2 separate regions of the Mus musculus genome follow, and region 2 is linked to region 1. Evidence: chromatin contacts called from ENCODE Hi-C or POLR2A ChIA-PET data. All regions are on one chromosome and are shown on one strand. Each heading gives the region's core, a stretch centred on a gene start or an enhancer-like site at or near the end of the contact. The rest is flanking DNA. Distances are from core to core; before and after follow the strand shown. Region 1 holds the start of Slc10a3 (solute carrier family 10 (sodium/bile acid cotransporter family), member 3). Region 2 holds the start of Emd (emerin).

Region 1 (3,523 bases), core at 647-3,146:
ATATAGCCAGTTCCAGGGCAGCCTGGGAGACTTGATAGTTCATTTCCAAACAAAGCAAATCAAATAAATGGCTTCCTGGGGGGGGGGGGGGAGAGACAAAAAGACTGGCCAGATGAGAACAAAGGGTGCTGATTGGGCCAGATCCAGGTCTTTAAAGAATAGAATAAGGGTGTCTAAGTGCCATTTGCCAGCTACAAAGTTTTAACAAAGTGATATGTGCAGTAAGTGAGTTCCAGAACCAAAGGCTGCTACTGACAAGCTGTGGCTACATGTCTTGTTTCATTTGCCCTATAGTTATGAGATGGAAGTCCTGTGAGACACACACCCCTGCTTCTCAGGGAAGCTATAGTGGGACTTCAGTAGGAATACAGTGAGGATACAATAGGTATCCACTGAGCAACCTTGTCTTTTTGTTTTTGTTTTGAGACAGGGTTTCTCTGTATAGCCCTGGCTGTCCTGGAACTCACTTTGTAGACCAGGCTGGCCTCGAACTCAGAAATCCGCCTGCCTCTGCCTCCTGAGTGCTGGGATTAAAGGCGTGCGCCACCACGCCTGGCCATGAGCAAGCAAACTTCTCTTGTCAGAGCTCCCTGGTCTCAGAATTTGAGCTCTTATATCTGTTGCTACATCTGAGAGTCTCTGCTTAGAGTCTTCTCAATGTATTACCCTATCAGAGTCTTTTTGTTTGAGACAGGGTCTTGTGTGTGTAGTCCTGTTGGCCTGCAATTCACATGTAAACTAGGCTGGCCTTAAATTCTCAGAGATCTTCCTGCCTCTATGTCTTATGTGCTGTAATTAAAGGTGTAGGCTACCACATTCAGTCCTGTTGTTGTTGCTGCTGCTGCTGGTGAGACAGGTCTTCACTGTGTAGTCTTAGCTAACCTGGAATTCACCATGAAGACCAGGCTGGAACTCAGATCCACCTGCCCCCCAAGTGCTGGGATAAAGGTGTGCACGACCTACCAGAGTTTTAAACTTACAGTGAACCTCAGTATTTCTAAGGGTAGAGTAACATGGGGCGAAAGGAGAGGTCTGCCTCCTTCCCTTTCTCAACTGGATAGTCAACACCTTTGTATTATCATCTGCTAGAACTGGGGCAACTTGATGGCAGTGGATATAGCAGGTTTTACATTATGCTGATTTTGAGTATGGGTCACTTACCCTGGGGGCCCTGGTCCAGCCTTGAATCTCGCTGATGAAGAGGGAGGCAGGAAAACCAGAGTAAGGTAACTAGTCAAGTAGAGAGAAAAGATGTAGGCATCAGAGTAGTGTGAGCCAGTTAAGGGAAAGACTAAGGACCATCCACCCATAACCCCATCCTACCAGCAGGACTAGTGGACCATAGTAGATCACTGCAAGAGGGATTTGGTCCCTATCCTACACTTCTGCTGATAGTGGAGCTGAAAGAGTTAGAGTAAACACACTCCAAGGCTGAGTGAGGAAGCAATACCATCCGGAAGTTTTTTTTTGTTTTTTGTTTTTGTTTTTTCACAGCAGCAAAGTATAGGGGCTGAAGAATAACTGGCAATGATGACCAGGTCTCCTCCGCACCTGACAGTTCAGGGTCTGTCAGGTGGCTAGAGAAGTTAGGAAGGGCTTACAACCCCCACGGGCAGTCTTGGGTTCTGAAGAGCCTCCACGTCACAACCGCACCCGCAAGACCTTTCGCTGGGTCTGGCCAGAGCTGGTGACCACGGACTGCGGACGGAGCCACAAGTCACCTCCCATCCTCACCTACCTGGTCGAAATCTCTCACTTGCTTCCGCGGCCACAGAGCTCCTCACAAGTAGTGGCCCGGGCCGGCAAACGCCGGCAAGTGAGGCCCGTCCTGCCCGGGCCTCGTCCCGCCCCCACAGGCTCCGCCCCACCAAGGTTCCATCCGCGTGCTAGGACTCCGCCCTCTCACAAAAGCACTCGCCCCTGGCGGGCTTGTGTCAGGTTCCCAACGGATGTGACGTTTCTGGAAGCGACGAGCTGGCCCTACCACGTGAGACCTGACTGCCTAAGTCACTGGTATTGGCATGTGGGGCAATAAGTACATTCTTGTGTGGTTACCTCCTCAGATAAAAGTGGGTGATGGGAAGATGATGTCAGAGGACATTAAACTGATACTAAATTAAAGGTCATGTGGTGATTGAAGTGATGGCTCAGTGAGTGTTTACTACCTTTTCAGGACTCTGGTTCAACTTCACATTATCTACTTAGCAGCTTGCAGCCGCCTGTAACTACAGTTCAGGAGCTTTGATACCCTCTTCTTGCCTCTGCCCATACTGGATGCATATGGTGCACATACAAACATACAGCCAAACATATGCATGTCATTTTTTAAAAGGTGACTTGTATCCAGGTAGTTCTGTTATTGCCGTATCTGCTTCTCTCTCCCCCCCCCCCTTTCTTTTTCTTTTTCCTTTTTTTCCGAGACAGTTTTTCTCTGAATATCCCTGGCTGTCCTGGAACTCACTCAGTAGACCAGGGTGGCCTCGAATTCAGAAATCCACCTGCCTCTGCCTCTCAAGTGCTGGGATTAAAGGCATGGACCACCACTGGCCAGCTTGCTTCTCTTTTTTGAGGTGTACAAAATAAACTTGTTTATCTTATTGTTTTGATCTCTTTCTTTCTTCCTTTTCCTTTTTTTTTTTTTCGAGACAGGGTTTCTCTGTGTAGCCCTGGCTGTCCTGGAACTCACTTTGTAGACCAGGCTGGCCTCGAACTCAGAAATCTGCCTGCCTCTGCCTCCTGAGTGCTGGGATTAAAGGCGTGTGCCACCACGCCGGGCTCTTTCTTTCTTTTTAATGAGCCTTGGAGACAGAAGCAGGCAAATTGCTGAGGTCAAGACTAGGTAGGTCTACTGAGAGAGTTCCAGGCCAGCTGTCCAGGGCCACACAGAGAAATTCTGTCTTTAAAAATCTATAATGAGGCTTCTGCGATGGCTCAGTTGATAAAAGCACTTGAGGCCTCTCAACACTACATGTTCAATGGAGGGAAAGAACTGACTCCTAGAAGTTGTCCTCTGACCTACATGAGTACTCATACACAAACTATAAATACACATTTTTTTTTGGTTTGGTTTTTTTGAGACAGGGTTTCTCTGTGTAGTCCTGGCTGTCGCAGAACTCACTCTGTAGACCAGGCTCGAACTCAGAAATCCACCTGCCTCTGCCTCCCAAGTGCTAGGATTAAAGGTGCGTGCCACCACTGCCAGGCTCATACACAATTTTTAAAAAAGGGTCGTTGTTCCCAAAGTTACTGGGGAAACTAGAATAAATGAGTATTGCTTTAAAATGAACCTTTTCTCAGCTATGCTAGCACTTCAAAGGCTGAGACAGGAGAATTGGATTTTTTTTTTCTCCCTGAGACAGGGTTTCTCTAAGTAGCCCTGGTTGTCCTGGAACTCACTCTGCTGACTAGGCTGGCCTCGAACTCAGAGATCTGCCTGATTTGCTTCTGAGTGCTGAGATTAACATGGTGCACCATCACCTGGCAGGAGGATTGGCTATTTAAGGCCAGTTTAGCTGGGCGTGGT
Region 2 (4,034 bases), core at 3-2,502, 120 kb before region 1:
AATCACCACAACAGCATTAGGAAGGTTGAGAAGCACTGATTTAAGAGATCAGGCATCCTACACACTTTTTCTACGCGTACCCCTTCTTCTAGATCTCTCCAATAAAGGGCAGCCTACCTAGATCCACATGACTTTGTGTAGAATATAATGGTCATGGTCACTCTTCAAGGCAACCTTTCTCTGATCCAGATCCTTAGTAAGCCTCCATCAATTCCCATGGTTTGCCTCTAGGCCAGCAGTTCAGAACCTCTGGGGTCGCTATCCCTTTGGATCTCACATATCAGATATCCTGCATAACAAATATTTATATTTTAATTTATAGCAATATTGAAATTACATTTATGAAGTACAACACAATAATTTTATGGGTGGGGAGTCACCACAACATGAGGAACTGTATTAAAGGATTGCAGCATTAAGGAGGTTGAGAAATAGTGCTCTAGGCTTTGTACACTTGTCTAGGTCTCTAAGGTCACACCAAGCTTAGAGACTATTCTACTCAGCCAGAGAAGACCTCTCCCCCCAGAATTCCTCAGGGCCCAAGGTAGAACAGTGAGTATGGCAGGTACAAGGTGTACAGATCTACATGCATCACAGGGCAGGCAGGCAGGCAGGCAGGCAGGCGCCCTCTGATTGTGTGCATTGGCATACCCTGGACCTTTGGAAAGCTGCTTGATCCTGTAGTGCTGGTGGCCACTTGGCCCAGTGCTGGCCCCATTTCCTCGCGAATGGAACTAGGCATTAGAGAAGACGACGGTGGGAATGGGCCTGTGCAGGTGTGCAGGCCAGGGTCATGGAGACTGGGAAGACCAAAGGAGATGGGTAGGGAGTGCCAGGGCTCTGTGGGTGTCTATGTTAGGTGATGAGAGCCCTGTCTGACAGCATACAAAGAGCTCTCAGCAGCGTTAGGCGCTCTGGAAGGGTTCGCTCTCAGGATTGCTTTACACTGCTGTGGATCACACTGTGGCTGAGAATCCTAGGCACTGGAACACCGGGGGAATAAAATCAGGAATGAAGCCAGTAACAAAAGTATGTGAGATCTCACAGGTTGGGAAATCTCACAAGCCGGTTTTGGTCAAATCACTTGCCTCATCCCTAGTAAGTTGCGCTCTAAAGCATCCTCTAGTGAGGTCAGCCAGCTCCGCCCCTCGGCGGCCTAGCTCTCAAAGGAAGTCTCAACCGCTGCCGCACGAGTTCTGAAAGCTCCGCCTTCTCCCTGTTCGAGCCAATCTCTCACAAGCGTTACGTTTCTGTTTGCCAGCCCAGCCTGTTCCCTCAGCTAGACCGGTCTGCACCGGCCGTTCTGGCTAGTTTGGGCCTGCCCTGAGGAGCGCGCGCAACCTGCGTAGCCGCGGCTGTGACGCAAATGTGACGGCGGCGTGACGCGCCCACAGCCGCTCTTGAGGCTCTGGCGCTTCTTCTTCTAGGCTCCGAGCGGTTGGTTTCTTGGGCCCTGTCTGTAGGCCCCGGCCGCCCCTGGCGTTCAACACCGCTTCCAGGTGCCGGCCTTGTCTGCCATGGACGACTATGCGGTTTTGTCCGATACTGAGCTGGCCGCAGTGCTACGCCAGTACAACATCCCTCATGGGCCTATTGTGGGTATGCTGCACCCGGTGGCGCTCAGAACCTCTCTTGGTCCACTGCTTTCCCGCGCTCCTCCCTGAGCGTTCTCCCCACCTCTCCCTCCCCTCAAGTCCCCTCCCCGTGTTCCCTTGTGCTCTTGGGGTGCTCGGCTCACGCCCTCTGACCGCTTCGCACCCTGTGTCTGGGCAGGTTCCACTCGCAAGCTCTACGAAAAGAAAATCTTCGAGTACGAGACCCAGAGAAGGAGACTCTTACCCCCCAACTCGTCATCTTCTTCATTCTCCTATCAGTTCTCAGGTGAGCCCTTAACTGCAGAGCCCCAAAGAGCAGCTTGGGGCACACGTCTTAGGGAGGGAGGGTGTGGCCGAAGCTATTGAGGGAGTAGGGGGAAGGCTGGAGATCGAATGGTCCTGTCCCTCCTCCTTCACATGCAGACTTGGATTCAGCCGCCGTGGACTCAGACATGTATGATCTGCCCAAAAAAGAAGACGCCTTACTTTACCAGAGCAAGGGTAAGGCAGGTATAGGGTGGGCACTGATGTTTTTATCCCATGCTTCCGGGATTTGGGCACAGGGAAACCCCAGACCTCCCTCACCTCCTTGTACCAGTTCTCAGTGGCTTCAGAGGGGAGAAACTGACACAGCACACACAGGCTGGGGAGGGAGAAGAGGAGGCCAGTTAAGGGGCACCACTTTTTCCTCTACCACTGTTTTCCTCCCCAAGACTATAATGATGACTACTATGAGGAGAGTTATTTGACCACCAAGACATACGGGGAGCCTGAGTCTGTGGGCATGTCCAAGAGCTTCCGCCAGCCGGGGACCTCACTTGTAGATGCTGATACCTTCCATCACCAGGTGAGTTGGCTGGTAGGTATACCTGGGGTGCAGCCTTAGGGAATTCTAGGTTTGGATAGGTGCAGAGAGTGGATCTTAGGCTTTCAAATCTGGTTAGGGTCAGCATACAGCTGTCGGGTTAAAAATTCTATGTTGGAACCTTCAAAACTATTGGATTTGGGGATGCTCAGCAGAAGAGTATTTACCTATGGTTTCATCTCCAGCAGCACATAACAAATGTTTTGGGGTTTTGGCTTTTTTAAAAGATTTAATTACTTTAATTATACATATGTGTGGCCAATTTTTGTTAGTTTGTGGGTATTTCCCCCCCCCCACTTCACCCCCAGTAATGAAAAATTCCCAGAATTCCAAATATCACACAATTGTAGAAACTATCTGAAACTCACAGAAACACACCTTTGCTAAAAGCATGAGGCAACTCATAGTTAGCTGCTGTGAAGCAGCCCCATATTCCACACCTAAGATTAAAACAAAAACATATTCTTACAATATTTCTGTGTTTCTTAAAAAAGCCAAAATTCCAGAATTCTCACATACATGTCTGTGGGTAGTATGCATGAGTGCTGGCACCTACAGAGGTGAGAATTGTCATATTCCCACTAGAGCTAGAGCTACAGGTAGTTGTAAACTGCCTGATGTGTGTGCTGGAAATTGACCTCAGGTACCTAGGAAGAATAATATGTGCTCTTAACCAGTGAACCACCTCTTCAGCCCACAAACTTTTTTGATCAGAGAATATGTAACAGCTCCTGCACTCTAGTAATTAATCTACGATATAGATTTAAGCCTCCTGAGAATCCAGGGGAATAAAAGGATGCTGGAACAAAGTCAACAGGGTTAGTAACTGAGCAGCAAGGCCCCACAGATAAAGAGGCTCCACATACTCAGAATGGGGGAGGGGGGGGCAATTTTCTGGTCCCTATGATATGATTAGAGCAGGCTAGCCAGAGACATTTAAGGAAAACCATTCTTCCCCATTTCTAATCCTAATTATTCTGCAGGTGCGTGATGACATTTTCTCTTCTTTAGAAGAGGAAGGCAAGGATAGGTGAGTAGTGAACATATGTAGGGACAGGGACAAATTCGAGTCTCAGACTCTCCTGCCTACCTGTTGCCTTCTTTTGCCACAGGGAGCGCCTCATCTATGGCCAAGACAGTGCCTACCAGAGCATCGCACACTACCGCCCCATTTCCAATGTCTCCAGGAGCTCTCTGGGCTTATCATATTATCCTACATCCTCCACCTCTTCTGTGTCCTCCTCTTCATCTTCTCCCTCTTCATGGCTTACCCGACGTGCCATTCGGCCAGAGAAGCAGGCCCCTGCTGCTGCTCTGGGCCAGGATCGACAGGTCCCACTCTGGGGCCAGCTGTTACTCTTCCTGGTCTTTGCTGCCTTTCTGCTCTTTGTTTACTATTCCATACAAGCTGAAGAAGGCAACCCCTTCTGGATGGATCCCTAAGGGTATTGGTTTTAGAGCAGCTCTTACCAGGAGTTTTGGCTGATTGCCTTATCGGTGTTTGCTGGGGGTGGGGAGGGTAGGGGCTTTTTTGTGTGTTCTAGTTGGGTGCAAGGTCTAGCCTAAGGCAATGC

Evidence for each region. Hi-C counts contacts between places; a loop is a spot of excess contacts on that map. ChIA-PET counts read pairs that join two places held with the same protein, here RNA polymerase II (POLR2A).
Region 2: a loop to region 1 is called in a map of v-Abl transformed pro-B cells, with 2.8 times the contacts of the local background. The contact joins the promoter of Emd here to the promoter of Slc10a3 in region 1. A Hi-C loop is called at or near these places in 4 of 37 maps with a recorded cell type or tissue (heart, left cerebral cortex and v-Abl transformed pro-B cells). POLR2A ChIA-PET finds 5 or more read pairs at or near these places in 4 of 5 experiments (Patski and embryonic stem cell).

What each region holds. Positions count from the first base shown.
Region 1 is chrX:74,371,453-74,374,975 of GRCm38, forward strand. Slc10a3 (solute carrier family 10 (sodium/bile acid cotransporter family), member 3) reads right to left here and starts at 1,897. Exons shown (of 3, transcript NM_145406.2): 1 at 1,739-1,897; 2 at 1,162-1,230. Gm44504 (predicted readthrough transcript (NMD candidate), 44504) reads right to left here and starts at 1,897. Exons shown (of 6, transcript NR_103489.1): 1 at 1,739-1,897; 2 at 1,162-1,230.
Region 2 is chrX:74,253,435-74,257,468 of GRCm38, forward strand. It overlaps Emd (emerin), which reads left to right and starts at 1,253. Exons shown (of 6, transcript NM_007927.3): 1 at 1,253-1,599; 2 at 1,774-1,881; 3 at 2,019-2,096; 4 at 2,309-2,442; 5 at 3,444-3,490; 6 at 3,573-4,034. The coding sequence starts at 1,518. The coding sequence ends at 3,903.